5 separate regions of the Mus musculus genome follow, and all the other regions are linked to region 1. Evidence: chromatin loops called from intact Hi-C (ENCODE). Cell type or tissue: heart. All regions are shown on one strand. Each heading gives the region's core, and the rest is flanking DNA. Links, peaks and the distances in the headings are about the cores only.

Region 1 (6,134 bases), core at 552-5,551:
GAAAGGACAGGTTCAGATTAAATTATGTTTCATTGCAATATTAGAACTTCCTCTATACCTGTGAAAATCTTCCTGTATATGCCTCTCTCCTTACCAGGAAGTACAGCTTGGGGTAAGAGGATGATGTAAATGGGGTCTCAGACAGCCTATTTAACTTAGAGCCATAGAAGCATTTTATTTTTATTAGAAATTTTCTTTCAACACTGTTTTACAAGCAAATGAACAGCCTTACCTGGTTGCTGTATAATGGAGACCATGTTAAGTTTCCATCTTTTTCTTTCATTAGCAGATAAATCTATATACTAAACTATCTCCCACAGATAACACTGTGACACTCTGCACATTTAAAACAGAATAATTCTGGATTTTAGAAGTCGTTCCGTCCCTCCCACCCTTTGCCTTTCCTTCAGGTTTCACACTACACTCACGTGACGGCACACTCCCACTCTCCCACTCTTACCCCACCCCACTGAGTGTATACCCAGATATCCAGGAGGCCTCTGAGGTTTACACTTAACAATTAACGAGTCTCTTCCTCTCCTCTCTTACCTTGCCATTCATATCACTAGTTCAGGTTTGTTCTACCATGTGAGCCTCAGCATTTGCTTCGCATTCCCTTCTGACCATCCAGTGAGTGTAGTCTTGTCTACCTACAATATGAGGTTTTCTAGATGACCTTCTAAAACCTGTCACAGATTCTCCACTGGTTAGTGGGCTACCCAGAGCCAAATAGCCATCTTTACCTCTCTCCTTTCTCTCTTCCATGCCTCCCTCTTCCCCCTTTCTGTTTTCACACAATCTATGATTCTGCTCTTCTTTTCCTCTCTAGCCTTTTTCTTTGAATCTCTGTTCCCCAGATCGCCCTGGCTGTTCATCAATGCTGTCCTTGGACACGATCTTGGTTATCTACAACTCATCAGAATACTATTCACCCGTCACAATCTGCCTCAGATTTCCCTTTGCAAACCCTTTGCTCAGGGTTTTCTTTGGGTGTTCTTATCTCCCCAGCTAAACAGCAATGTGAATATTGGGCGATTATTACATCATATTCTTAAACAGCTCCTAATTCTCGAGTCAAACTGCCTAAAGTGTAGATCCTGCGCTCTTGGTTGTCTGCTCTTGGTTATCTGCTGCCTGTAGTTCTGGTGTTGGTTCTCTCTGCAAAGGGAGGGGGGGTTATGGCAGGTTCTCCTCTACACGGGTTTTGGGGGCATTAAACAAGAAAACTCATGAAAAGAATAGTATTTGGAATTTTATAATCATCCAATAACTAGTAGCTTTTACAGCTGATATTCATCTTATCTCCAAAGTACATAACACAGTGCCCCTGATCTTCAGCTATGCTTAATCCACATTCATTGGGATTTGGCTGAGTCAACTGCAGAATAAGAAGGCTGTCCCGGCACTGCATTAAGAATGGAGAAACCTCCTGGTGTCACTAAAGTCATGTCAGAAGGCTGCTACTTACTGTTGTCTGCCAGCCAAATTCTTTCTAAGTCCCTGCCACTCTCTTAGTCCTGCTCCAGAGATCTGTAGGTTTGGCGGAGTGTACAGGGGCAGCTTTCCCAGAGTATTCTATTCTATCCTTCTTGCCAAAAAAAATCTGACCTGCTGCAGAGAGCAGATTGCTAGTCTTCCTGGGGTCTCCAAAGTGATACTAAAACTGTGGCCCACAGACGCCAACCTCCTGTCTGCAATCTTTATTGAACAGGCCCCCAAATTAGTCTGCCAAAAGTAGAGAATAGGCTAAGTAAGACACTCTGCTTTCTTAGGCTCAGAGTGTCCATGGGCATCATGTGAAGGATGCGTTCAGCTGGGACCTCCTCAATACTTAAAGTGCAAAACAGATGTAACGGGGATAGATGTGCTGCTCCACGGAGCTATGAAGGCGGGTTTCGGTTTTGTAAAACGAAAGAAACCTTAAACTATACAGTTTGAGCTTCAATAAGCATCATGAATACTAGAACATTGAGTAGCCAGGGATCCAGGCTTAAATGATCTACGTCCTATTGAAAACAATTCAGAAAAGCAAGAAACAATTCTAATAAAGGTGAAACGTGTAGCCAAAGGCGTCTTAGGCCAGCCCTGAGACAAACACATAGGGATCTTTCCTCTAACCTAAGTTGTATAAACTTTGAGAACTTCGCTAGTCTGACGATAAACTGGATCCTAATAGTTTGCTCACCTGGCTATGGTGACGATTTCATGAGATAAGTAAACTACTGATGATGGATGGCATAGTGTTCCTCCTGTTTCAGAATTAGATGCAGCCTGCAAGGGCAAGAAGTAAGGCTTTGATTTAACATTTCCATAAGCAGGTGAGTAAGAGGTGGGAGCGTTTCTGAGAAGTTGACCTAGATTGCTCTAGGTGTTGTTCACTTCTCTGAAACGGGAACGCTCAGCGCTCAGGGCTATTCACAGGTGTTCACCTCTGTGCACAGGGCTGCCTGCACCCAACCTAAAGTGATCTGTGTTCATCTCGGGTTTAACCTCAATTCCGACGTTGATTGCCATTTCCAGCAAAGCCGGTTTCCTAGCTGAAGGAAGCCCTTCCCAAAGGGTGAATCCCCTACAGCTTCATTTGTTTAAATTCCTTTAGTGGTCTTTATTACGCAGGGTGTGGTGTTTTGTTTGCCCCCACCCCCCATTTCAAGGTATTAATGATAAGTCAACAAACAAGTAACATGCCCCTAGAAAGCAACACTTGGATTTCTTTGGCTGCCCCGGGCATGATCTGGGCTGGTGCAAGGTGGAGATGTTGTGGCCAGCACAAGAGGCGCCGTCAGGGTCAAGGGTGGGACCAGAGTTCTTGCTGGGGAGAGGACTAGGGACCCTACCTAGGGTTGGGCCGGGAGGGGAATGCACGGGCAGGGAGGAGGCTCGGGTAGAGCCCGACAGGTCCCAGCAGCTCCCCTCACCCCTCCCCAAGCCTCCCGGGTTTCCCCCCCTGGCTTAGGGTTTCCTGTTTCAGTTCTCGGCGTTCTCCAGCAGCAGGTGCTGGTTTGCCAAGCTCCGCTCCAGTGGCAGCGAAGGAAGTCAAGAGAGCGGAGGGGAGGAACGCGGTACGCAGTGGCTGCAGCGGCTTGGGGCGGGCGGGCGGGTAAGCGGGCGAGCAAGGCAGAGAGCGAGGAGCGCGGCGGCGGGCGGCGGAGCCCCGGGGCGCCTGAGAGCCGCGGCCCTGGCGTGCAGTCCGCCGGGCGTGCGGGCGAGGCGGCGGCATGGGGGAGCGTCCCGCTCGGCCCGAGCCCTAGCGGCGGCCGCGGCGGCCCGGCGCTAAGGCGAGAGGCGGCCGCCTGGCGGAGGGGGCCCGGGGCCGGCCCGGCTTCCAGAGCATGCCGTGATGGCTGCGGAGAAGACATTGCAGGTGGGTGGCACGGAGGCCCGCGGGGTGTGAGGAGGGTCGGGATGGCCGCGCTAGTCTTTCCTCGCCGCCCTCAGTGCGGTGTGCTCCCGAGCGAGAGGCGCGGGAGGCCCGCGGGGCAGGGGAGGCCGCGCCCGAGAGCGGAGCTCAGGATCCGCCGGAGCCGGAGCCAGAGCGGCCACGCTCAGGGAACTCCAGGCCCAGGCGGCTCCGACCCCCGAGGTCGAGTGGCGCAGCGCCCGCCGCCCCGAACACTGAGCGGGAAAGCCGAGCGCATCCTGCCCGCGGGCGGCGCCAGCCCCCGTGGGGAATTCGACGAGGGGAGGCCGGGCCCGGAGGCCTAGAACGCCGGTCCAGTAGCTCCAGCCCGCCCGAGGGCCAGGGCCAGCGAACATGGAGGCGGGCCCGGGCGCCGCCGAGGGAAACGGACCCACGGCTGTGATCCTGCCGCTCGGACCCTCGCGCGCTCGTGGGGTGAGGCATCACCCGGCATCTCTATCCAGCCCCAGCCATTCGCTTTCATTAGCCATCTCTCCGCCCGTCCTCTGGCGAGTCCTAGGGAAACCAACCTTTCACCCTTCGCCTGATCCCCGTCCTCACCCTCCTGCCCAAAGCCCGCGCCCATTTCAGCTGGGCTCATTTTTAACTCCCTGTGAGCTACAAGGTGTTACTTAACTTGGAGAAATGAATCCCGCTTTTCCTCCCTACACTGTTTTATCATCCTTTATTGTCCCTGAAAATCCTTACAAACAGCGGTTGCTTCCAAGCACTGATTACTCCGGGTCTCCTGCTGCTTTGGGTATCCGTTAACACTGGGGGTTTGTGTTCTCAGTTTTGTGATAAAGAGATGAAGCCGTAATCCACATTTAGGGAAAGTTCTCCTATTGGTTGCAGGACTGTCTTGGAGTATCTCCAGCTCCATCAGACGCTTATTGATTCAGATTTTTTTTTTTAACCGCCTTAGAATAGATGAAGAGATAATTGGGCCTAAGCGTTGTATATTTAGAAATCTGAGAAAGTTGTACAGTTCTTCACTCATTGCCTTATTGAGATTTTCGTCTCTACTTCAAATATAAACAGAAACCAGGAGACAGACGTACCTCACTTTTTTTTTTTTTTTTTTGACTTTCCAAGACCCATTTAAAAAGACTACAGCTAGAAGCAGTGGGACACATGCCTGTGATCCCAGCCCTGGGCTAGTGCAACGGGATCCTAAGTGTGAGGCCAGCCAGGGCTGGAGAAGAGGATGTATCAAACAAAGTCATGGGTACAAGGGCATAACCTAAGTTTATGTAGTCTCTCACATGTATAAGCAATTGATTTTACTTACAGTTTCTTAAATCTTGGTAGTCTCTGACTTCTGAATAGATGGCCCAAGCCCAAGCCCAAGCCCATGCATTTTTCAGACATTTCCTTCTGTTCTTGCACATCAGCAATGTAAATCTATTCACTTGATGGCACCATAAAGATGTCAAAAATAACCTGTTTGATTGAATCTGAATTTATGACTTGAAATATTTGAATATTTTTCTTGAAGAGTTGCTTTTACTTTCATAGTAAGTTGCAATTCTTCTAGTATATGACCATTAAGAAGAGTAAACATGCCTTTATCCCAACATTTGGGAGGCAGAAGCAGGCAGATCTCTTGAATTCCAGGCCAGCTTGGTGTCTATTGCAAGTTCTAGGTTAGTCAGGGCTATAATGGTTGCACCCTTGTCTCCAAAACAAAAGAGGAAACATTATAAACAAATGAGCATTTTCTTTTCTCTTTGCTATGTGGGCTTGAATTGGGGACCTACTGCAGCCAGGGTTCTGAGCACTGACTTGGATCCCATAATCAGGTGATTAACAACAAAGAGATCAATATTTTTTTTAACTTCTATTTAACCATGAAAGTCTAATGGAACTATTTTGGTGCAATGGAAAATAGAAACTTGGAATGTTTGCGTGCTGGGGGTGGTGGTGGGGGGCTTTTATTACTCACTTCCTTTTACCACCTTTTAAAATGATCACAACAAAAATATCCTGTTTTATATTTGGGGCCTCTCTGGAGACATCTTAATCAGTTACAACTGCCAAATTGGACCCCAAGTGGTTAATATAAAATTATCTTTAAAACGTTTTTTTCTAGTCCAAAATTGAATTACCTTGTTACTCTAGACGAGTTCCATGGTTCTTGCATTTAACTACTGCCGATATCTAAAAGTGTTGCTGTCAGTATATGCTTGGTGATTTGCTTTCTACGTGTAGAAGAGTTGTAATTCTTTTGCATTTTGATTTGAAGTTTTTAAAGAAAAAAAGATGTTGGCTGAATTGTTTTAGAAATATTTTTAATGTTAGAATGTACAATTATAAACTGATCTGCCAGTTGTTGCTCATTTAAAGTTGGTATACTCCTGTTTCATTGGTAAATAATAATTTAGGTATAGCGTAAGAGCCCTAACCTCTGGAGGACTTCTTACTAACAGATAGACCATAATGCTGAATGGAAATCTCTTAAGCACTGTAAGCGAAGAAGTAAAAACTTCAGATTTCATCTAAGGCTTCAAAATTAGGTTCAAGTAGATAGCACAGAGGGAGAGCCATGTCCTAGGACTCTTGGCTGGAAACCAGAGTGGGTGGGCCAGTGTCTGTGGCATGTGGCAGTCATGTGGTATTGTTTGTATTAGGAAGAAAAGTAACAAATGAGTGAATAATTAACATTTCTTGAAGGAAGATTCCAGGTTTAGTTTTTAACCATTGAGAGCCTGGAATTTGACCTGCACTGTACCGA
Region 2 (6,134 bases), core at 489-5,488, 120 kb after region 1:
TTAATGATTTAAAATATACATCCATAAAAATACTAAGAAACACATAGAAACTTAATGAATGCGACAGAGAGGATAGCTGTAAAACACACGAGAGATAGAAAAGAATAACTCTCTGAGGTCAGACTGGATGAGCTTCCTATTGGAGTCTGAAGTCAGGGCTTTCCCAGAACACCCTCTAGTGACTCCTATGGTCTAGAAACTTAAAATAACCTTATAGAGCAGCAACTTAAGCCAGCTCCCAATTCGGGATGTCAACAGGGTAGAGTAGTACCAGCCAACTTTTGATTTGCAGGGAGCCCAAGTCATTCAAGAGTGATTTCCTATTTCCCAGATTGCAGCAATAAGAGACCCAAGCTATCCAAGAAGAGTGACTTAATCTCCCAGGCTGCACCAATAACAGAAAACTGTTGCCTATACCCTACAGATATGCTTTAACAACACAGCTCAGCCTTCTCTACCTCAATGGAACAATATTTTAAAAGCCCTGGTCCTTAGGGAAAAAAGTTAAGATTTGCCACCCTGTTTTTAAATGGCTCAATTTAAAGTGTGTTAAGTTTTAAGTGAAAACTCTGAACTCTCATCATCACTCAACATTTCAGATCTACTATACTAGACTGCACATAATTTTATATTAAGAGATTGAAAAAGTGAAAATAAGTCTTCCAACCAGTCACCAGAGATTAAAAACCAGTTAATAAAAATACATTCTGCTCTTGGGAATGGTGAAGCAAGGAACAAAACTCAGTTGGTGCACCTATCTCCCATCCCCCCTACCCCCAACTACTAACAGCTACTAAGAGAAGGAGACAGCAAACCTGTTGTCCCCACCCATTACACAGAAATGCTGCAATGAAGCTGTGTAATTACCCAGGTAATCATAATCCCCACAAAATTAAGATTCATGTGTTTTTTCCACACAGCAAAATCTATTAAATCTACTCTACAAACATCTCTTGAGCCCCTCCTCCATTCTCTCCCGTGTGAAGCTACAGATGAGCAAATGAGTTTGTAGGGCCCACAGAGGGCAACTCCTCCTCACGCAGACAAGCTAAAGACTTCCTAATGACTACCCGAGTAATGTTCCAAAATACAGTTTTCAAAGGGATCTATGCAATGAAAGCCACTGTGGTTCTTTTCACAGCATACTGACAATCTGAAAAGGAGTCTGCATTTTGTCATATTTGAAGAAATTATTATTATGAAAGATAAAGTACACACTGGTGCAAGTGACAGAATTCTAAAGATTAAAAAAAAGCCCGCAATCCTAAACATTAGGCTCTCTTTTCAGATCTGATGGGGCAGTTTTGGCAAGCAGATTAAGCCATTATTTATGCAGCAAAATGAACAAGGCAATTGTTTATTCTGTGCTTCGTCACAGTCTTATAAGTATTCTATTAAAAAAAAAAAGATGCTCGGTCAACAATAGATTGCAGTGTCCAAGTATTCTTTTATCACATAAACCCTTGTTATCTTCGGCTTTTACATTTACATCATGCAAATCTTGGTGCCTCCGCACAGCCAACCGGGCATCTCCCTCACACCTCTTTTTACAAAATCTCAACTGTACTTTAAAAAAAAAAATTATAAACTTGACCTCTTAAAACACATTTCCAATGAATAACCACTCTTCTGGGGAGGGAGGAAAAAAAAACAAAACCACCCAGAATCCTGGCAACGTTTACAGAAACATCTGTGTAGGAACGGACTATTCAACTGAAATAACGCACTACTCCCTTTCAAACTTGGCTGGGCGATGGGAGTTTGGGAGCCCCGAAAGGCAGAAAAGCTGAGTTTCCTGGTGGGGTCTGCTCACTGTGCGCCAGGCGACTCCGCGGTGCGGGCAAGCCGGGGGGCCCGGAGGGCGCGGGCCGTGACTGCAGCCCCAGGTAAGGGCGGCCGGGAGCCCGGGCCTGGCCTCGCGGGCTTGCGCGGCGGGACCCGGCAACGCGACGGCCTTTCCGCGGCTCGCGCGTCCGCACGCTCTCTAGTAATCCAACACCCCGACTTTCAAACGGGAGGCCGGGGGAGAAGTTCTAGCCTCGCGGTCCCCGTCCCCGGGTTGCGAGAGAGCGTGCGACCTACGCTCCATGCGGCCCCCGAGGGCGCGCCGACCCGAGCCCCGGGCCCAGTCCACGGCGGCGGGAACCCGCACCGCCCGACGCACGGGGCGGCCAGGCCGACGGCGGACGGCGCGGCGGGAGACTCCGGGTAAGTGGCGTGGCTCAGCCGTTAACGACCACGGCGCCTCTAGGGCGGCCAGGCGCGAGTCCGTCTGTGAGGCGCGCCAGGCCCCGGGCCGCGGCGCCACAGCCCGGCAACTTCTGGCCGCCACCTCAGCGCCTCGGCGGGGAGAGCGGCCCCCGGGGCCTGGGACGGGGGAGCGCGCCGAGCAGGGCTTACCCCGAAAATGAGTGGCTCCTTCCCTGCCCGCCGCCGGCTGGCTGAGGCGCGGCTCGGCGGGGGCGTCGTGGCTGGCGGCGAACGAGCGGAGAGTCGGCGGTGCGAGCCCTGAGCCGCCTGAGAGAAGACGCGCCGCAGCCGCCGCAGACAGCTCGGCAATATGGCCGCCCGGCGCCTCCTCGGGGGGGAAGGCGGGGCCGCCCTGCGCCCCCTCCTCCCGCGGGCCGCCAGTGGCGGGGCGAGGCCGGGGCTCGAGCGCCAACCCCGCGAGCGTGTCTCCCGGCCGCCCCGGGCGGAATCGAGTGGGCCTCAGCCGGGGGTTGGGGGGAGAATACGCGCTGCGGGGCCTTCGCGAAGCTTTCCCCGCGGGACGAGGACGCCGCGGGCCAGCCCGAGTCCGAAGCCCGCAGTGAACGAAGCGGAGCCGCGCGGCCCGAAGCTCGCCGCGCGCCCGCCGCCTGCCCCCGCCCCGCGAGTGGAAACTTGAAACTCCCGCTGGTGCCAGGGAACTCACGGAGGGCGTTTCCAGCGCCCCCGAGGTGGAGCTGTTCCCGGGAGGAGGGGGGATCCCCTCGGCAGCCGCTCCAGGGTGCAGTTCGGTGCTAGGCTGCAGGATCCCGGGCTAGGAGAGGGAAGTGGGCCCAGTGTTTACAACAAAAAGAACATTAATGTGTGCAGGTTTTTAACCAGCTAGAAAGGCTGGTTGGTTTTAAATTTTGCAGTGTTTTTAACTTCCCTCAAAACGCCAGTGGGTATGACCCTATAATGCGATCAGGTTTTTTGTTCTTGTTGTTAGCAGGGATACTCCTTCCTTGGCGGTTAGAAGGAGTAGGCTGAGAAAGGAAAAAAAAAGTTGGAAGTAGGGCCCAAAGAGCAGCCAAACCTAAATTATTCTAGACTTGGAAAAAGTTACCAGTCTGACCATAGTCTCACTGTATCCACTCGCTAGAGAGAGAGACCGAGGCTGCGTTCTGGTGGGGTTACCTCGGTGCTGCCTGCCCTCAGTACTTTCTGCTGGGATTTAGAGTAACACTTGGTGCCACTTGTACACACAGCAATGGTTCAATCCTTACCTGCCTACCGCGTTCCGTTTACTCAATACCTCTTTCGTAAACGAACTGTCAATACAAATATAACGCGAATGTACGTAATTCTTACAGGACAAATACGCCATCTTTAGGGAAGCCTTAGACTTGCCTTTCCTGAGACAGTAGCTCTTCCAGGGACTCTGCAGATCCTTTCTCTGAGCTTCCTCCTCAGTGAGCTACCACCTTCACCCTCAAGAGACCTCACTAAACAATTAAAAAGCCCCCAGAGACTCCAGGTTAATCTCAGAAGTCTTTAGATTGCAAATTCCTCAAGGATGGGAACCAGCTGTGTGCTTTGTAGCCAAAACAGGTTTAGGTGGTTCTCTGAGACCACCAACTGAATACTTGTGGACCCTCTCCCCACGGGTGCAACAAAGATAGGGACAGTAAAAATGTCATGGGAGTCCCAAGTAGTACACTAATCAAACTAAAGTCGGAAGTCGGTGGTACACTTTGCAACTGAAAACGAAGCATTCATTCGTGGTCTTATGTTCAGAACAGTGAAGTGCTTTCACATGACTGCCTTGTTTAATGATTACAACAACCCTGGGCTCAAGGTAAAAGCTATTATTGGCATTAAAAGAAGCTAATGAATAAAGGGGAGCTTCAAAAAAGTTAGTTGTCAGTATAACCTGGCTAGGAAATGGCAGAGCCATGGCCAACCCCAAAGGCATGTTTGACTCAAAAGTCTGAATCTAAGAGCTCTGATCTTATCCTATGTCCTGCAGTAGCAGATGCAACCCAAGTTGTAGCATTTCAGTTGCCATCATATTCGTAAATATTTAAGTAAAAGATAGTATTCAAGCTGCTAAGATAAAAAGGGTACTCTCAAACATTGTGGATGGGAAAATGGAAACAGAGACAAATATTTAAAAAGCAGTTTGGTGGGAGAGTCAGTCGTTCAGAGGGTCCACAGCTCAGAACACATCTGAAGAAAATACTCTGGAATAGACTAAAAACTCCATCACAGTAATACCTATTAGATACAAAATCAAAGAGGAAACACACATACCGTTGCTTTATTTTGATCTTCACATCAGATATTAGCACTTTTAAATGAAGTATTGAATATTCAATCAAAATATCCCAAAGCCTTCAATGCTGTGGTGTTGGTATGTGTGCCTCCTGGTGCTGAGAACTGAATTTCCTTGCTGAGCACCTAAATGCTCTTCCACTACCCAAAGCCTAATCCCAAACAGTTCAGCTTCAGGGGAGGAAAGAACCATACGTACTTCCTAAAACAGTCTTGTTCTTGAAAGATACCTGATATTATTCAATAGATGTCAAGATATATTTTTAAATAGCATATAAGATGTTTTAAAATCATAGTCAGGTTTAGTGGCACACATCTTTAATGCAAACACTTGGGATGTAGAAGCAGAGTTCAAGGCTAGCCTGGTCTACAGAGTGAGTTCCAGGATATCCAGAGCTATATACTGATACCCTGTCTCTAAAGAAAAATGTAAAATGAGATATTGCCAAAATGTCTATGCTACACTCTTACTAGACTTGCCACAGTATGTTTGCTCATTGTCACTTCTGGAATTCCAACTATAATTTAATCTGGAATTTTAAAGCATTAGTCTCAGTAGCACACGCAAAAGTACTTCCTGAAATGAAGAAAATGTATTTATTAAATGAAGAAAATAATTTATAGATGAAGGGTTTTTGTTGTTGTTTTATTTTGCTTGTCTTGTTTTAGAGACAAAGCTCTAGGCCTCTTGCTAGTTTAAGTGAGGCTGGGATCCTGCGTCTGTTTAGGTGGTGAGGAAAGCCAACAGTGCTGTGTAATATGGCTGTAATAAAAGTTTACACACAGTGTCCAGGGAGACACAGAAGAGAGCAATTCACTCTGAGAGAACTTCCCAGAGGAGGTGAGAGGAAAGTGGTAGGTAGAAGTTGCCTCAGAGAAGCCAGGAAAGGCAGCAGCATGTGATTGATGTCCTGGGGTGGGTGGGGTGGGGAGTGAGGGTTAGAAAGGTAAATTGAGCAGTACAGGATTTTTCCTTTCTAAGACATAGGCATTGAAAAGAGGAATGCCACGTGGGAGTGACCACCTCTATCTAATTGGATTTCAGGCCCACTCCAAGAGATGGACCCTATCCCTGACACTGCTTGTATGACCAAGAGCTGACACCAGAAAGGACCTAGGGGACAGCAAATACTACTGTTCTGCTAAAGGAATGTAGCTACAAAATTACTCTTATTTTCTACTATACCCATAGATCTTGCTATACCCATAGATCCGTGTCTTGCTCAGCCATCACCAGATGGGTTTCCTCCTGTAGTAGATGGGAACAAATACAGGCATCACAGCAAGACAATGTGCAGAGAGAGACCTAAATGCATGTATGTCTCCATCAGAGTCTTCCCCTCAGGGCTCAGGGAACCGTTTAGAGGAGAAAGTAGAAAGATTGAAAGAGCCAGAGAGGCCTTCTAGACACAGGACTCCCAGAGACTGGCAGTATGCTCAGGGCTGCACACGCCTGGGCAGGTATGCTCAGATGGGTCCCAGGACAGAGCAGAAATGAACACAAACTCCCATCTTTTTTTTTTTAACTGTATAGTGCCTGTTTGTATGTACTATGGCTTTCAGTTTTGTGCTTTTATAGGATTTGGGATTCCTGTGCATAAGAATGTGTATGC
Region 3 (6,134 bases), core at 798-5,797, 110 kb after region 1:
AGCACTGTATATCTCTGTGGACGCGCTTCTGGGATATTTCTTTGTGGCCAGCAATATTATCTCAGTCCCCATCAAAATAATCACAATATTCCCTAGAGAGTTTCTTTTTGTTTAGTTTTTGTAAAAATTATTTTATTTATAAGTACACTGTAGCTGTCTTCAGACACACCAGAAGAGGGTATCAGATCCCATTACAGATGGTCATGAGCCACCATGTGGTTGCTGGGAATTGAACTCAGGACCTCTGGAAGAGCAGTCGGTGCTCTTAACCCCTGAGCCATCTCTCCAGCCCCTAGAGGTTTTACTTTTAAGTGTTTAAACGTCAGATGGGAAACTCTGAAGGGCATATCTCACTAACCGGCTATCTTCCATAATGCGGTATGCACAGGGATTTGACCTTTAAATTTTTCTAGGACAAACTATATGTAAGTAGAATTAAAATCTAAGTTTTAGTCAAGTTAGTGATCAATGAACAATGTTCATACCAAAATACTATTTACCATGAATGGTACACATCAAGTCACTTCTAGGATGATACACTTTAAATAAAACTAGCATCTGCCAGTAGCAAAAGAGAAAAAAAAAAAAGATCACATGAAAAGCCAAGAAACTACTTCATTTCTAACGTGAAACTACTTGTTTTCAGCATCCTGTCTTCCTTCTCTATCTACATGGCTGCCAAACAGACAAGCTGGTGGCCCAACCATTGCTGAATTCATGTTATATTCATAAAGCTATATTCATAAAACATAAAGTTCGTGTTATAGTCATAAAGCAATGACTCTCCTTGCCCCTTTAATTTGTTTAATGTTTCCCTTGCAGGTTTATTAATGTGAATTTTTGCCACTGCAGTTTCTCCCACTCCTGAATTTCTTCCAGAGGTTCCACCCTATATGTCTTTTGCATACCAAGTTCCTCAGAAGCACAAAGGTAGCAGCAATTACCTAGTTATCAGTTCAGAGGCTTCAGTCTGAAGAGATGCTGACAGCAGCTGTCTCCCACCTCCCACCACCTACCCATATGAACAAACAAAATGCCACAAAAGAGGAAACATTGATATATAGCATCCTCTGTCCTTCAACTCTGAGGCTGACCTTCCTCATATAAGTGGCTTTCTGCTGCACTGGCACAACACACCAACAGGTCAGGTGCTGCAACAGGTGCTGCCGAGCGGAGTCTAGTAGTGGCTTACACTGAAGCTTCAATAATTAACACCAAACTAATTTTACTTTCAAGTTATTCTTCTCCCAAGGCCTAACTATAACCATTTTCAGTCTTTTGGGAGTCAAACTACGGAAGAGCAAAGTAGTTGTCTCTATATAAAATTCTAAAAGAACTCTTGGCCAATTTTCTGGGAAACTAGGAAGTAATACAATAAAAACAAGTTTAAAATGCCTCAATTAGGTAAACGGCAGGCAAATCAACAGTTATGACACTGACAAAGAACTTATCAATCCTTTTTCCTCCATGTGGGACACTCTAGGGAGACCTGTGAACCACCTCCCAGAGGTGTTTAAGCTCATACAATAAATGTATGAAGTACATAAAATTATAAGAAATGTATAGTGCTTGAATGTAATTATCAAAACTTAAAATATACAAATCTATGTCAGATATATCAGATACACAAATATATTTGATTCTTTTCCAACACTTTAAATAACAGTAGTACTGGATTTAATCACCAGACTTGTAAGTAAAGAGCATTATAAACACTATACTGAGGGCTGGAGAGATGGCTCAGTGGTTAAGAGCACTGACTGCTCTTCCTGAGTTCAATTCCCAGCAACCACATGGTGGCTCACAACCATCTATAATAGGATCAGATACCCTCTTCTGGTGTGCCTGAAGATAGCAACAGTGTACTCATATTAAATACATAAGTAAATAAAGGATTGCTATTCCTCTCTGGTAAAAGTTACAAATATTTAAAAAAATAAATACTACACTAAAATAACTTGAATGCATTATGAAGATCCCTAATAAGTCTTATGGAAACAGCCTCTCTGATACTGCTACATTCATAACAGAATATGTGACAAAGGATACAACTTTATCCAAGTTCACACACACTCAGGTTTAAAACCTTAAAAATAACCAAAAAAAAAGTTTATTATATATATTAGCTTAATAGTGTAGTAATCTCTCTCTCTCTCTCTCTCTCTCTCTCTCTCTCTCTCTCTCTCTCTCTCAACTTACGCAGTTCCCAAGTGAAGTGCAGAAGACAAGACTATCTTACATCTGCAGTATGCTCACTTTAAAGGCACTTACAGACGTGGTCTAATTCTCCTAACTGCCTGCCTTCTCCCCAGCCTACTTTAGTATTCCAACTCCTAACTCCTATACCTCTAAAAAGAAAGGAAGAAGTGGTTAAGAGGCTTGCCTGAAGGCATGGAACTAGTTAGTGAGGTCAGAGTCCTTCACAGCCTGGGTTTAGGTTCTGCTGGTCCTATTCGATTTTCTTCATGCAGTCCTAGGCAAGCCAGTCCCAGACAACAAAAGCTGAGAAAGCTTTCTCCTCTACCATCATCAAAGCTGTAAACTGATAGGTAATTCTAAAGATATCTAAGACGTATTCATGTGGTAGTAGTCTATGTTTTAAAGATATTTTTAAAAAAATATTTGCAAGTTGAGAAAATTTTAATTTCTAAAACAAGTGTAAAATGGTACTAAAATAACATATTATCTTGAATTTCAATTCTGACCTAAAATATTTTTTAAATATATAGTTACTAAGGTAGTCAGAAAGACAAATGAAGCATCATTTGTAAATATGTGCTAAAATGTAAGTAAGACAGCCATCTCCAGTTCAACTTCTTCATTTTACATTTAAGAAAACATTTTTTTAGGTACTGGAGAGACGGCTCAGTGGTTAAGAGACTGACTAGGTTCAATTCCCAGCAACCACATGGTGGCTCACAACCATTTGTAATGGGATCTGATGACCTCTACTGCTGTGTCTGAAGACAGGGACAGTGTACTAAGATATAAAATAAATAAATATAAAACAAACATTTTTATGCCGTTAGAAATGGGAAGAGAAAAGCAGACTCATGTAGCAGTAAAGAACCAAAGACTCAACATTGTATTCACAAATATCTCTACACCTTATATTTTTTGAGACATTAGACATTATTTAGCAGTAGCAGGGTTTTGTTGCTTTTGATGAGGATCTAGGCTATAGGTAATACTTTAGCTGTTATTTTTCAAGGACAACATTTTCTTTTCATCTTAATGTTATAAAATGGCCAAGCTAGTAAGAATCAATGAGACAACAAACACAAACATAATAAAGCTTACTATATCTTGTTCTAAAACCATTTCAGTTATTTTATTGAATTAAAGAATTAAATGTCACATTTAATAATGACTATAATTATCATGCTGCTTGTTTGAGGTACATATAGTAATCTTTCCAATATATACACTTCTACTTAAAACCAAACTAAGTTTGTATAGTTTCTTTAAATATAGAACCTAAAAAATTTAAGTATCAGTTCTCATGACATCGAAGAAAATTCAATCCATTCCCCCCTACAATGAGTGTCCAACTTTTGACACTTCAACATGGCACTGTCATCTATAGATGTGTTGGGATGCACATAGCTATCCTCAGACATATTAGCCTACAGACATAACACACTTGAAAAGACACTGTCAATTAACCCTAAGATGCTGTACAGCTTCATTGTCCATTTTATAAAGGGGGGGATTCTTTATTAAGGACAAATACATCTACTCCACCTGTCTTTTATTCAAAGATTATTAATTTACAGAAACAGGAATATTTAAAATTTTAAAAAAATAGAAAGCAAGAAATATCCAGAATTGACATCACAGAGAATTCTTTGAACTTTATACACTAATACTAATTCCAGCTGACATACTCCATAATCCCACTTAATACACTTTTAAGATATTCAGTATGGCACGTGTTTTTTTACACTGTCAACACCTCAGGATCTCTTCCATCCTAAATGCATAGTGTACCATAGTGTAACAATTGCCTGGATACATGACTGACACTTTAAAAAAAAAAGTTCAGCAAACTTTCTCTGTAAAGGGCCAGGTAAATAAACATGTTAGATTTCATAAGCCATAGTCTTATGTTGCAATCATTCAAAAAAAACTTTACTTGTAAAACCTGGCAGGAGGCTGGATTTAGTCCTGTAGAATAATTTAATAAAGCATTTTTAACAGCAATTAATGTTTTTCATATTATAATTTAAGTTCTGAACCAAGAATGTTAGCTGCATGTTCATTTAAGCATTACTAATATATGACAGATCACTTTGGCTCTTTTTCCACTTGGGGACAAAAGAATTCAATGCATTTGGTATATTACTAGGAAAATAATGGAACAAAATCAAAAGAAAACAATCTGATCAGCAATGGCAAATGTAGGAGATATAGAACATGCTACAATCCTGGCCAAGGCGAAAACCTCTTGGGAGAAGCTTCTGAAAACGAATCCTCCCCTATTCCCTTTGATACTTTGTATCAAGACAAGGTACTCAACTCATCCTACAACTAACCAAAGGAAAAAACCATCTTAGTCTAAGCTAATGGAGAAGGCCCCAGGCCAGAGTTGAGAATTTACTATTACTTTCACTCAGTGTATCTTAAATGATGTAAAGACTCAAAACCTTACAAATTCACTTGTAGCAAATCTCTTATTTAATTTCAACTTTTTAAAAGTTAAAAGAAACATTTAAGGTCCTGAAAGCCAATAATAACTAAGTTTAGAAGTAACTAAAATTTAGAGAAAAAAAAAATCCTCTAGAATATCAATTACTAGTAGTACAATTTATAAAGTTAGTTACCCCCCACTCTCAGAGAAAATACTAATGTGGTACTCCTTTGTACTGTATGTAAAACCGTACCCATGTCCACCCCACCGAGGGGACTGGATCCTATTAGGTACGCTATCACTGACCTCTATCTGCTGCCCTGTATTTATTTATTTTTTTATTTTGAGATGGAGAGCTAAATTGTCCAGACTGACCTTGAACATGCAATCCCCTGCCTCATCCAAGGGCAGCTAGGATCATAGATTTGTACCACAAGGCCCAGTTTAAAACATTCTTTCAATACAGTAGAGCTTTTGTTGTTGTTTGTTGTTTTTCTTTCAAACTGGAGGAAAGCTAATTCTCTCTGCAGAAAGGCAAAGAACTATTTCAGGTTTTGTAAGTCATATGGTTTGCCATCATGGCTCAAGAGAAGCCACAGACAAACAATCAGCATGGACAAGTTCCAATAAAACTTTTAAGTTTTTAATTTTGGGATTTTCAAAACAGGGTTTCTCCATGTAGCCTTGACCAACCTGCCCTCCCTCACCGCCTATCTTTGCCTCCCAATCCCTGTTGGGATTAAAGGTATGAAAGGCCACCACTGCCTGGCCAATAAAGCTTTATTTACAAAAATGTGAGCAGGCTGGATTTGGCCTGCTGGGTTTAACTGGCTAATACACAAAACAGTTCCCAATCTTTCCAAGTAAATTAACTTTACTACTCTATTATTTCCAATGTAGAGAAAGCATAAAGAAAAGTAGTCAGCACTGTCTGGTTATATCACTCACTAGATGTACAAATTTAGTGACAGTGTTTACATACATAAAACTTAATACATATAAATTTAGAATTATACTTAAAAGGTCAACTATAAGGAAAAAGACAAAGCTTACTCATACACAAATTTATAGCAAATACCTACTCAACAAAACTATGTTATTTAAAGGTATGGTGGCTTATACCTTTAATCTCAGCATTCTGGAGGCAGAAAACCTCAGTGCATTCCAGGCCAGCCTGGTCTACATAGCAAGGTATAGGACAGCCAAGGCTACCCTGACTCAATACAAATAAAAACAAAAATTCTAGTTATTTTAAATTGGTGAATTTGCAAGCACTGTTATACACATTGTTGTTTAGTGTGGAGAAAACCCATATAACCCCCACCTTTTCCACTAATCTGGTTACTAGCTAGAGTCTACTATTAAAGACAGAAGAAATTAATCACATAGACAACTATTCCTTTCTAAATAGTTTCCAGGTTTAAAAAAAAAATACATATAAATGCTGCTATAAATAATAAACCTGTTTCAAAAGACATTCTATGCTTATGTGTGTGTGAGATGT
Region 4 (6,134 bases), core at 380-5,379, 210 kb after region 1:
TGGGTTATCTCTCAAGATGCCACATTTTTGTTCTTTATAGTTTTTCAACATATATGTAAAATCATAAATGCTAATGGGATTTCATGCAGTGCTTTTTTATATATGATATATGCACACACATGTGTACATAAATATGCATACTGTAACACTTAAGTCAGTCCTGGTATGCTGTTTCATAGTGAGGTGGCTATAGATAACAATTTTCCACTGTACATTTCAAAAAGCTAGAAGGATTTTACAGTCCTCATCGTAAGAATGATGAATGTCTGAGGAGATATGTTCAGGATGACTTACAGGTGTTTTGTCTACATATATGTCTGCACACTAGAAGAGGGCATTGGATCCCATGAGACTACATTTATAGACAGTTGCAAGCCACTATGTAGGTACTGGGAATTGAACTTGGGACCTCTGGAAGAGCAGCCAGTGCTGTTAACTGCCATCTCTCCAGCCTCCAATTTAGGCTTATTTAGTTTAATCTGTTCTTTATAATTTACCCAATTGGTGTTGGTTTTTGTAACAGCAAGAATATTAAAATACTAGTGGGTTTGACATGAGTAAAACATGGAGGGGTGGCACTTTATAGACGAGGCGACCCATGGGCAAAAGCAAGTCTGCAATGATTCCATGTTGCTTTATCTATGTTCACAGCCAGCATGTTTTTCACTTCTTCTGGAATTCTGCTGAATGTCCATATCTTCAATCCTTAGCGTGACCTCACCTGCCTTTCAAAGTCTGGAGAACAATTCCCACCCTTGATCTCTATGAAGATGCTTCATGAATTCTAATGCTGATATTGAGTTACCTGGGAACACCAGCTTATTCTAAATGCCTAGTTAAAGCCTTGATATATTGGACTATTAAGATAAAACTACTCAACTACCTTATACACACCCTGCCAAGCAAAGCTTGTTCTTCTACAGGAGGACTGAGATGGAATGCATGCCTTGCCCAGTTCTCCTATGGTTGAATCATCTGATGAAGTTTTAGGTTTTGGGTTTAGGACTGAAAAACAACAAAAGCCTTCTCATCAGGATTTCTTCACCCCTTTCTAACCCGAGTTTTAAACATGATGTTAGCCCAAAGACTAAGGTAATCATGTCTACACCCTGCAGGTTCAATATCCATATGTCCTCTAGAGAGACTTTATACAGGTAGACTATCTCTTTAAATATTCATTTTAAAAGTATTTATTTTCTTGAGGTGTGCATGTGTATTCATGGGGTCAGAATGAGCATGTTCTGGGCATGCATGAGCTACCTGACTATGGGTGCTAAAAACGGAATTCTGCTCCTCTGGACGAGCGGCAAATGTCCTTAACACCTGACCAGTTTTGCACCTCTTAAGTATTACTTTTTAAATATTTTTATTTAAAAATATGTGTGTGTAGGTACGTGTATGCCACATGTCAGTGGGTGCCTGTGGAGGCCCGAGGGCAGAGGATTACTGTGAAACTTGGAGTTACAGTTTTAAGTTGGGAGCCAACTGCAGTGGGTGCTGAGAAACCAAATAAGATCCTGTGCAAGCTCAAGAAGTACTCTAACTGGTGAGCCGTGTGCTCAGCCTCTTGAGAATACCCTTTCTCCTCCCAAATGTATGTGTCTGCCTGAATCTATATCTAATGTGTACCATGTGCATGCCTGGTGTCCGAGGGGCCAGGAGAAAGTTTTGGATCCCCCGGAACTGGAGTTACAGAGAGTTGTGAGCAGCTCTATGGTTTCTGAGTCTTGAACCCAGGCTCTCTGCAAGGGCAACACACATTCTTTACCCCTAGCTACGTCTCCAGCCTCAGCTTGAATATTTAAGTAGTCTTTTACTGTCTTCAGTTCGCTTGCAACATGTGCTTCTGTCCTTCAGCACCTTATCAGGAATGCTCAAGATGATGTATGTATTGCTCATGGTCTGTGACGCAGTTCCTTGCCCTAATTCACCTAACCTCCAGAGTGGCCCTGAGTGTGAGCTTATCCGCAGTCATGGAAACTCTTATCCTCCAAGAGTAATTTATCCAAGGTCTCTGATCAACATAGGACTTAGGTTTGGAGGTTGCGTATCTGACCACAAAAACTCTTTCAAAAATGTACTAGCAATGACAACGTGCGCGTTTTAAAAGTCGGCTTTCTAGTTTTGAAGTCTGTTGAATAGTTACTCATTTAAGAAAAGTTTCCTGTTAACTTCTCAGGATTTTATATATTCAGTTTGTCAGTTCAGGCTGACCGTTATTACCTGCTTTCTTCAGCAGCCCTAAATAGCAAATTATTGATTATGAGATAGTTTATGCTTTTACCTATGCATGTCTCTCTTCATAAAAATGCCTATTGGCATTTTAAAACTTTGTATAACTCTCTGCTGTCCTGTGTAGGAAAAACCTAGGTCCCTTTTGCTGTAACTTGTATTCTAAAGTGTTGGAAACTGTGATAATTTGCTTTGTTTTTGAGGGTCTATGGCAAAAGGCAAAAGTTAATCTGGTGGCTTTTTGGTCAGTCCTTGATGAGTAATTGCTCCAGAGCGCAGAGCTGACTGCAGAAAAAGTTCAAGGTGAACTCTTAACCAGATCCCTGGAACAGTGCTCGGCCCCGCCCCGCGAAGGCGTGGCAGCGGCGAGGCGGGGCGCAGCCGCGGGTTATAGGACACGCAGGGCGCTCGCGGGAGTGTAGCCCTCTCGCAGCCGGACACGCGGGACCTACCCGACCCTCAGCACTGCGCAGGACTCCGCGGGACCCGGAACCTTCCGACAGGGTTATGGCGGCCGCTCCGGGCGCCCGACTCCTGCGCGCGGCCTGCGCCTCCGTCCCTTTCCGCGGCCTTGACCGCTGTCGGCTGCTGGTCTGCGGGACCGGAGCGGGAACTGCCATCTCTCCGTGGACCCCGAGTCCCCGCCTGCATGCAGAGGCCGGGCCCGGCCGGCCGCTGAGCGTGTCTGCGCGCGCGCGGAGCAGGTGAGGCGCGGCGGCAGCGGCGATGGGTCCCTCATCCCGCGGCCTGCGTTTCCGCCCGCGACTCCCTTCCGCCTCGCCTCTCGGTTGCTGGCCCCGCGCCGGAGAGCTCTTCCCGTGACCCTAGTCTTCTGGGCCTGGCTCGGGCGGTGTGGGGCGCTGGCTTTGGGGCTTCCTCGGTGGGTTGTCCTTGTCGACTTCGCCATTGGGGTTGCTTTGTGTTGGCCCTTTGTGCTGACTTCAGGTAGGGTAGGGTTTACACCCGCCCTGTTGACCCAGGGTAACAGTGTAGCCCTTATAGGATGATTTAAGGGATAAACGACCCCGTGAAGGTAACATTGCTCGTGCACCTGATTGAAAGTGAGGGCTCAGTAGGCAGCTGCCTCTTAGCAACAGTTCTGGGGGTCATAGTGTAGAGAATTCTGTGGTGAATGTTGAGAGAGAGAGAGAGAGATGAGAGATTCCCACCACCACCACCATGGGTGGAGATACTGGGTATATTTGTTCTCAAAAGCACGGTCCCCTTAGATTTACTAAAGACGAGATTTACTTACAGGTTTCTAAGTGTAGGGACAAGGTGAGAATCATATAATGTCAATGTCAATGCAAAACACATCTGTTACTTCAAAGGGAAGATGAAAGTTTCTTCAAAGTGAAACAAGAGTGGTTTTGGTCTGGAAACACAGATTAAGGTTTCCCTGGATTGTATGTTACTCGGTGGAAGAACTTAGCTCAACTTTTGTAGTCACAGTCCCAAAGAAAGTCACAAATCAATGTACTTGCCAAATATATTGCTGGGACACCAAGTGGATCACAGGATTATATAAAGCTAACTTACATAGATAGCATTTGGATCGGAAGCCGAATAATATGTTCCAAACGTCTTTACCTGGTAAACATGAAGCTCAGAAATAGTGTCTGGTGATACGTGGCCATTAAAGGCCTTCACTCAAGGTAACTTTGGCTGTCTCTAGATCTGTGGCAATCACCTCTTCACAACACAAATGTTTGTGCCTGGTGTATCAGTCTGCAAAATAGTCAACGCAGATACGGCTTCTTCAGAAAACTTATATTTATAGCAGGAACAAGAATGTGTGTACATACATTTGTGCATACAAATACATTTGTACATACAGATATTTTGCATGACGTGAGAGGGAAATTGTTAGGACCATTCAGTCCTAGTTCTCCTGGCCCCTCCAACCATTCACCCATGGATGCCTTAATTTCTGTGGCAGGTGCTTTCTGGATTTAAGCTGTGACATACATTGTACATAATCAGTGTGACTACTATTTAAGGGAACACACATGCGTTTGCAAACTGGTTCCCACGATTTTGTCATTAGGTTTTGGATTCTTTGCTTCTTGACAGAGCTTAAATAAGTTTTCCAGCTCGTATTATCCAGACCTTTGCTGTTAACACAGCAGCTCCCAGGCATATGTGGTTATTGAACATTAAGACAAGTGAAGCTAAAAAGTATTTAAGCTTCGGGCTTACAGTCATTTCAAGTACTTAGTGCATGGGGAGTGCCTGTTGTGCTTGGCTTTGCCAGTGCAGGACATTCCTGTTAAGTACACACTTGTATTTGGACAGCAATTCTAGGAACTGAGTTTTAAATTCCACATTTATGTAAGTTCTCAGTAAGTGAGTATTGAAAGCTTTTGTTCCCAAGTACTCTGATATTTTGTAGCAATTTGATCACAAAGGGCTTTCTTTCACTGTGCTTTTAAGACAATCCCAAGAAGTATATAGGTAGGTTAGTGGGCGTTTTCCATATTAAGCAGCTGGCAAAACCAGACCTAGACCTTGAGTAGGTTTTGTGCTGCACAGCAGGTGTCAGTCTTTCTTCTTGTATTGCTGCGGATGGAGGCAGGACCCTCTTGCGTGTCAGACGTGTGAGATACTGCAGTGCTACAGCTGGCAGCTCTGTGGTTCTTACTTCATGAGTCATTTCAGAGAGCAAAGGTGATGAGGGAAGAAGGGAGCCACAGGCTGCCCCTTTTCCCTTGCTAGTGCCCCAGGCTATGTAGTGAAAGGGTAACTGCTGCTATACTTTACTGCAGTGATTCTCACCCTGAGGGTTGAGACCCCTTTGTGGGGTAAAATAACTCTTTCACAGAGGTGGCCTAAGACCACTGGAAAACAGATATTTACATTTCATAACAGTAGCACAATTACAGTTATGAAGTAGCTGTGTAAATAATTTTATGTTTGGGGGGTTCACCACATCACGAGGAAATGTATTAAAGGGCCACAGCATTAGGGAAGTCGAGAAACACTGCTTTTCTCCACGAAGCCTGGAGACCTACAGGACTATGGCCTTGTTAATGTGTCTGCTGGGGTTGAGCAGAACAAGTGGCTATTTAATTGGTGAATATGGTTTAGAAGAATTACGTTTATTGCACTACTTGAAATATTACCTAGCTCTTAGAAAGGGCTGTGTGTATGTGGCAGAGGCTGGGCTGGGGTGGGAAGGTCTGTACAATTGACTAATCAGTTGTTGAGAGTAGACAGAAGTTAACTCTAGTCAAATACATGTGTATAGTGTTTTAAGGAATAAAAACACTCTGTTTTAACTGTTTCTCTCAGTTTGTTAAATTATAAACAGTTTATCCTAAGGATGTAGCTCAGTTAGTAGAGTGCTTGTGTAGTGTGTGTGAAGCCGTTTGATCTCTGACACCACATAAATTGGGTGTGGTGACATACTTGTAATTCTAGCACTTGGGAGATGGAAGCAGGAGGATCCAAGTTCAAGGCCATCCTTGGCTATTGGAGTAGTGGAACTTAGCCTGAAATAAGTAGGAATCTGTAAAACAAACAAACAAAATACTTTAATGCTTTAATCAATAGAGTCACTATTCTGTTTTACCTGCGTATTGAAGTGGTTTCCATGGTCACTTCTGTAAAAGTGCTGTTAGAAGTGAGACCAGAAGCTGTTTTTTCCTGGCTCTTAAGTTCTCTGCTCTTTCACTTGAAGAGTTACCTTTCCAGTCTTACTTGTGCTTCCTTTCTTGTCCTTAAGGAATCACTTACTAATCTTAGCATTTGTTAACTAGGGTTGCATACCTTTAGTACAGTGTTTGTCAACCTTCCTAATGCTGTAACCCTTTAATACAGCTCTTCGTATTGTGGCGACCTCAACCATAAAATTACTTTTGTTGTTACTTCATAAGTTGCTACTATTATGAATCATAATATAA
Region 5 (6,134 bases), core at 501-5,500, 180 kb after region 1:
ACCTGCATTTGAGTCCCAGCACCCAAGTGGCAGCTCACAAGTCTATAACTCCAGTCCCAAGGGATCTGATGCCCTCTGCTGGCCCCTACGGTCATTGCATGCACATGGAGGCAAATCACATGTACACATGAAAAAAAAAAGGAAAAAGTTTTTTTGTTTTGTTTTTTTCTTTTCTTTTCTTTTCTTTTTAAGATTTTTTTATTATGTATACAGCGTTCTGCCTGCATGTATGCCTGCAGGCCATAAGAGGGCACCAGATATCATTATAGATGATTGTGAGTCACCATGTGGTTGCTGGGAATCAAACTCAGGACCTCTGGAAGAGCAGCCAGTGCCCTTAACCAATGAGCCATCTCTCCAGCCCAGAAAAAAAGTTTTAATGACAACAATTCTGTAGCTGACATGTAATCCACTCATCTTAAGACATCAGTGAAGTTCTGAGGAATATTCATTACTTTCTGGTTCAATCTGGTTGGTCTTTTTGGGTACCTTATCATTGCAGGCCAACACACAGGACAGCAGCTCCCACGTCATGCACTTCTCAGGGTGGAGTTCTGTGAAGAACATTCATGTTGCTATTTACCACCACCAGTGCTCAGCTCTACAGTTATTTCTACCTTGCAAAACTGAAACTCTATACCTTTAAAACTGAATTTCCCCATTTTCTCCTTCCTCTCAGCTCCAGGCAACTTATATTCTATTGTCTATTTGTGGAAGTCTGTCTGCTTTTTAGACTTGATTTGTGCAGAATTTTATGGTATTTTTTTCCTTAGTGACTGGCTTAATGTCTAAAGACTCTTATAGCAACTGTGAGAATCTCTTCCCTTTTGAAGACTAAATACTTTTCCACTTTGTACACCTACCACACTTTGTTCATCTATTTCTCTATCTGTTCACACTTGGTTGCTTCCATCTTTAGGCTATTATGGATAATTCTATTAATATTAGTGTGTAAATATCCATTATCCATTCAGATATACTTTCCTGTCTTGGTGTATATACCCTGAGGTAGAACTGCATTATACAGCATGGGATTTTTTAAATTCTTACTCTTTTTTTCTTAGTGTTCTATGATACCACTGTTTGGGAGATTTACACACCAGGTATCATTTGATTTGTCCTTAGTTTCACAGGTAAACATGCTGATACATCTCTTCAAAAAGCAGAAACAGATCTCCTTCCTTCCTTCCTTCCTTCCTTTCTTTCTTTCTTTCCTTTTTTCTTTTTTTTGGGTTTTTCGTTTTTGGCCTTTTGAGACAGGGTTTCTCTGTGTAGCCCTGGCTGTCCTGGAACTCACTCTGTAGACCAGGCTGGCCTTGAACTCAGAAATCTGCCTGCCTCTGCCTCCCAAGTGCTGGGATTAAAGGCGTTCGCCACCACGCCCAGCCAGATCTCTTTTCTTAAGCCTAGCACACAGCCAAGCTGACCTGTGCACTGTAATGACACAGCAGGATCTGCTCAATTTCTCCCAAGACCCTCCCAGTGACAAGAGGACTCTTCTGCGGCCTTGGTTTTAGAGATACCCTTTCTGTTAGCTACCAGGAGTAGTTCTGTAAGAACTTACCCTCATTGACTCTGTCAGTGAGAGAATGAGAGGCTCTGACTTCTCCGTACCATGCACTTCCATTAAGCAGGTGTGCAAGTAACGTGGGCAAGGCAACTGGAGTACAATTGCACACAAGTCTTGGTCCCCTGGGCCTAAGCAGGCTAAAGTGGCACAGATTAGGACTACAATAAACAAGTCTGCAGGAAATACCTTTCACACTGTAGGAAATTTGGAAGAACCCAGAGCAAAACAAGCGACCCCTTCTTTGGTCTACCATGCAAACAAGCATTGTCAGTTTGGTAAATACCCTCCCATTGGCTTTATAACCACCGGGATTGCTAGCCTCTTGGTCTGTCTTGACTTTCTTTTTATGACAGTAGGACTTGGGATAGTACAACAGAAATATATTTCTGGACCATGTGTTTCATTAATGAATACTTAGCATTCCAAGGATTTTTTTTTCTTTCCCTTGTGAGAGGGAAAAACAAAACAAGATATGAAAACACTCTGTTGATCTGGTCCTAAGGGCAAGCCAGCTGGATTGCACACACAGAAAATACAGTTGCTGCCACCTAAAGGAAACATGCTGAAAGTAAGAGAGTTGGTTTTTAAAAATAATTTTAAAATGTATTCTTTGATCATCTCATGTATTATGACCACACACACCCTTCCCTCTTCCCCTAACTCCTGTCAGATTTTCTTTTTTTTTTTTTAAATAACCTGCTGAGTCCAATTAATGTTCCCAGTCTAGGCATGAGTGTAGGACCAACCACAGGATCATGGGCAACTGCCAGAGGCCACACCCCTAAAGGAATCTGACCCTCTGTCACTTCAAGGCAGCCATCAGCTATCAGGGGCTCCTCAGCCAGGGTTGGGGGGTCTGTGTGCCTGCCGCCCCCCCCCGCCCCCCCATCTGCTGAACTGTTGGCTGATGATGAGCAGGCAGCCACAGCCACCCTGAGTTCATAGTGCCAAGGTCATGTTTAGAAGACACTTGTTTTGGTTTGGTTTTTTTTTCTTTTACCAAGGTTCTTTTTTAAAAAGTTCCTTTAAAATTTTTATTTTAATAGTATACTCACTAACATAGACTTTTAACTGACAAAATAGCATGCAGTGAAATATGAGACCATGCCTGTCCTGCCTTCCCCTCCACAGCCTCCTTCTCAAGGCCAATCAATCTCTATGAGCAGTTTCTTGGGTGTTTGACTATGCGGCCCCCTGCTGGTGGTACTGTTTTATGACTTTGTGGTCCCTTTGACCATGGGGTCAGGCAAGTTGACAGAGGTCATTGGTAGCAGGCCCTTGAAGCCGATACCAGCTTTGAGTTTCAGCTGTAGCTCTCTTGACTTTCTGTCTACTGTAGTGGCCAGTATGACCAGCTACCAGCTTCTACTGTAGTGGCCACTGTGACCAGCTACCAGCTTCCACAGCCATAGCCTGACGTGCTCCTGCTGCCAAGCTTTCTCCACCATAGTGACCTATAGTCCCGGGAAACCAGGAGCAAAAATGCGACTTTCTTCCCTTGAGTTACTGCTGTCAGAAGTCTGCCACAGCCAGAGGAAAGCCCCTGGTGCACTGAGTCTCTTGTGTTTGTCTGTGCTTTGTTTTCATTATCTGGGCATATACCATGCCAGCATATTGGGATGATTGATTTGAAGAGTGTTTATTTACATCATATCCTGTTTAACTAAGATGTGACGAACCAGTCTTTTTGGTTATTGCTGTCTGTCTGTTTCGAGGTATAGTCTCACTGTGTAGCCCAGGTTGACTTCAAGCTTGTGATTCTCCCATCTCAGTCTCTTTGAGTGCTGGAAATATAAATGAATAGCACTATGCCTCACTCAAATATTTATGTTATCTCCATTTTCCAACTTCTTCTCCAGTGATAAATATAATGAAGTCCTTTGTACATGATCTTTGCATATGTGTATAGGCTATGATTCTAGAATGAAAATTATTGAGATTTTTTAAATTTCTTTTCCCACTCCAGCTCTCCCTCACTTCTCTTCCCCCTATTTTCCAGAACAGTTATGAAATATTCATTCAGTTTAAAAGCTGGAGAGATGGCTCAGTCGATAAGAACACTTGCTGCTCTTCCAGAGGACCAGTGTTTAGTTCCCAGCACCTACATTGGGTATCTCACAGCTGTCTATAATTCTAGTCTCAGGTATCTCACCCCTCTGGCCTCTAGGGACTCCTGCAGTCCAGGAGTCACCCTCACGGGGACAGCCACATGTATACACACACACACACACATACATATAATTAAAAAGAATACAAATAAATCTTAAGAAAATCTAATGACATCTATCTGCTGTTATTCACCACTGATGCATGCAATCATATCTTCTTTATACAGAGTCTGCTTAGCCTGACATTGGTAATTGTTAATCTTCTAATCTAGGATAAAGAGATATGGAGACGATGGTCAGTAGGTACATAGCCACAGTTAGACAGGAGGAATCAAGTTTTACTTTTAAAATGTTGAAATATTACAAAGCCTGGTGAATAATGAGAAAACATCAAATGCTCTTACCGCAAGAAATAAGGCATTTGAGATGCTAATTATAGGGGGTTTAATGGTTGGTTCCTCATTGTGTTTTTAAGTCATAATGTTACTTAAATTTGTTGATTTGGTTTTTATTACCTATGTGTCTTGCATGTATGCCATGTGAGTTCAGGAGCCCACTGAGGCTGGAAGAGGGCATTGGATTCTCTAGAACTGGACAAACCAGGTCTTAAGCCTTATGATTTGTGTGCTGGTAACTAAATATGGATCCTCTGAAGAGCAGCAAGTGCTTTTAGGAGCCAAGCCATGTCTCCAGCACCACATAACATCATTGTGTACCCAATAAATACATGCAACTATAACATCAATTTACAATGATAAAAATAGAAAAATTAAAACGAGGGATGTCTATTCCCTCCCCACTTAATAGTTTATTAGGGTTTTTGTTTTGTTTTGTTTTTGTGTTTGTTTTTTGAGACAGGGTTTCTCTGTATAGCCCTGGCTGTCCTGGAATTCACTTTGTAGACCAGGCTGGCCTCGAACTCAGAAATCCGCCTGCCTCTGCCTCCCGAGTGCTGGGATTAAAGGCATGCACCACCACGCCTGGCTTATTAGTTTTATTATATTATTTTACAATCACCTCTTCCCCCAAGAAATTCAACATTTGGCAAATTATTCATCATAGTTTTCCCTCAAATTTGGCAACACATGAAGTAAATATCATTTCTACTTTTCTCCCTAAACATCTTCATTATACATTTCTACTGTCTTCTGGGAATATTGCTTGCTAGATATGATAGACATTTCTGCGGCAAGATACATTTCTCTCAGAATTTTGAGAATGTGTAATTCTGTACTGGTATTGAAGAGTTTGGTGCCAGTGAGATTGATTATCCTCAAGTAGCATGTGATCTGTTTTTATTATTGTTGTTTGTTTGTTTGTTTGTTTGTTTTTTCTGGAACTTTTGAGGATCCTCTGAGATCTGAAATCTTAGGGTGGCATGCTGTAGAGCATGCAGCAGACATGGAGCTTCATGAAGTACATCTTCCCTCTGAAGTACAGAGATGCTGTACAAAAGCCTGTCTGTTCTGTGTGGTGCTTCTTAGCTCTTGCTCCAGGAAGAAGCTTGTGACTAGTTCTTTCCAATAGAAAGTATATGGGCAGAACTGATATATACAATACAAGTTCAAGTGGTAGGACTTGGACTGGAGGTAAGCACCAGGGATGCCCCTAGCTCTTGGCACAGCATTGACTTGGTTGTGTCTGTACATTCACCCTGTCTTCTGTTTCAGCCCGGTGCCTCATTACTCATCTACTTGGTGACTATATTTGGCCTCTGTTGACAACTGACCATGTCTTCACACCCTCTGGTTGCTATTATCTCTGCTAAATTGCTTTTCACCCATTAATTTGCCATCTTCTAATAATTGTCAAAATCTTTTTCTATTTCCTCTCTGTATTTATGAATCTTCCATTCTTTAACTGTTGCTTGGAGGAGCTTGGGTGGCTAGGGGAGCATGTTAATTGACCTGAGCTGTTGTGACAAATAAATATAGAAGTAGTGGCTTAAAGCAACAGCAAGTTAGGCCTGGAAAGATGAGTCGGTGGTTAAGAACACTGAGATGGGTTGGCTGCAAATGGCCCCTGGAGGCTCACATACATGGACTCTTGGTCCCCAGCTGATGGATCTGTTTGGAAAGCAGAGAGAAGTGTCGTCTTGTTGGAGGAAATGTGTCACCACTTGAAGTTTCCATTCCCAGTGAGTTCTTGATCTGGTTGCTGCTGTAGACCAGATGTAAGGTCTCAGCTACTGTTCCCTCACCGAGCCTTCTTGCCTGCTGCCACCCTCCCTGCCACGATGACCATGGACTCACCCTCCGAAACTGTAAGCAGCCATTGAATGTTTGCTTCTGCCAGTGTAGCAAACGCTAAAACTTGGAGCTCCAAGAAGAGAAGAGCAATAAATGAGTAGAGAAAGACAAACAGACTCTTGGGGTCTTTTCCTGATAAAAGAGAGAAACTTTATTTTACATTTTGGTCTATTTAAAGGACAGAACAGAGTTACTGAGTCACTGGGA

The links. Hi-C counts contacts between places; a loop is a spot of excess contacts. Peaks named below come from ENCODE experiments on the same cell type or tissue, not always from the same donor. Only the 100,000 strongest peaks of a DNase experiment are listed, where the experiment ranks them.
Region 2: a loop joins it to region 1, with 4 times the contacts of the local background. A loop is called at or near these places in 11 of 42 quality-filtered maps.
Region 3: a loop joins it to region 1, with 2.7 times the contacts of the local background. A loop is called at or near these places in 11 of 42 quality-filtered maps.
Region 4: it touches region 1 in a loop (2.7-fold over the local background); 3 of 42 quality-filtered maps call a loop at or near these places.
Region 5: it touches region 1 in a loop (2.1-fold over the local background); 2 of 42 quality-filtered maps call a loop at or near these places.

What each region holds. Positions count from the first base shown.
Region 1 is chr9:52,165,732-52,171,865 of GRCm38, reverse strand. It overlaps a transcript of Zc3h12c not described here. Among named protein-coding and RNA genes, the nearest start is that of Zc3h12c, 19 kb to the right of the region's middle. In heart, for the core only: CTCF peaks have their summits at 1,406 and 2,981; DNase peaks (open chromatin) are centred at 2,985 and 3,715; H3K4me3 peaks cover 2,317 bases; H3K27ac peaks cover 1,750 bases.
Region 2 is chr9:52,044,699-52,050,832 of GRCm38, reverse strand. It overlaps Rdx (radixin), which reads right to left and starts at 2,892. Exons shown (of 14, transcript NM_009041.3): 1 at 2,401-2,892. It also overlaps the pseudogene Gm6981. In heart, for the core only: a CTCF peak has its summit at 2,955; DNase peaks (open chromatin) are centred at 2,062, 2,642 and 2,762; H3K4me3 peaks cover 3,538 bases; H3K27ac peaks cover 3,208 bases.
Region 3 is chr9:52,051,639-52,057,772 of GRCm38, reverse strand. The region is part of intron 1 of Rdx (radixin); the gene reads right to left. Among named protein-coding and RNA genes, the nearest start is that of Rdx, 6.8 kb to the right of the region's middle. In heart, for the core only: a CTCF peak has its summit at 2,902; no DNase peak of the experiment used is centred there; H3K4me3 peaks cover 558 bases.
Region 4 is chr9:51,960,073-51,966,206 of GRCm38, reverse strand. Fdx1 (ferredoxin 1) reads left to right here and starts at 2,605. Exons shown (of 4, transcript NM_007996.2): 1 at 2,605-2,936. The coding sequence starts at 2,740. In heart, for the core only: no CTCF peak of the experiment used is centred there; DNase peaks (open chromatin) are centred at 2,626 and 3,036; H3K4me3 peaks cover 1,925 bases; H3K27ac peaks cover 1,535 bases.
Region 5 is chr9:51,987,652-51,993,785 of GRCm38, reverse strand. No RefSeq gene overlaps it. Among named protein-coding and RNA genes, the nearest start is that of Fdx1, 27 kb to the right of the region's middle. In heart, for the core only: CTCF peaks have their summits at 2,124 and 2,769 (motif pointing left); no DNase peak of the experiment used is centred there.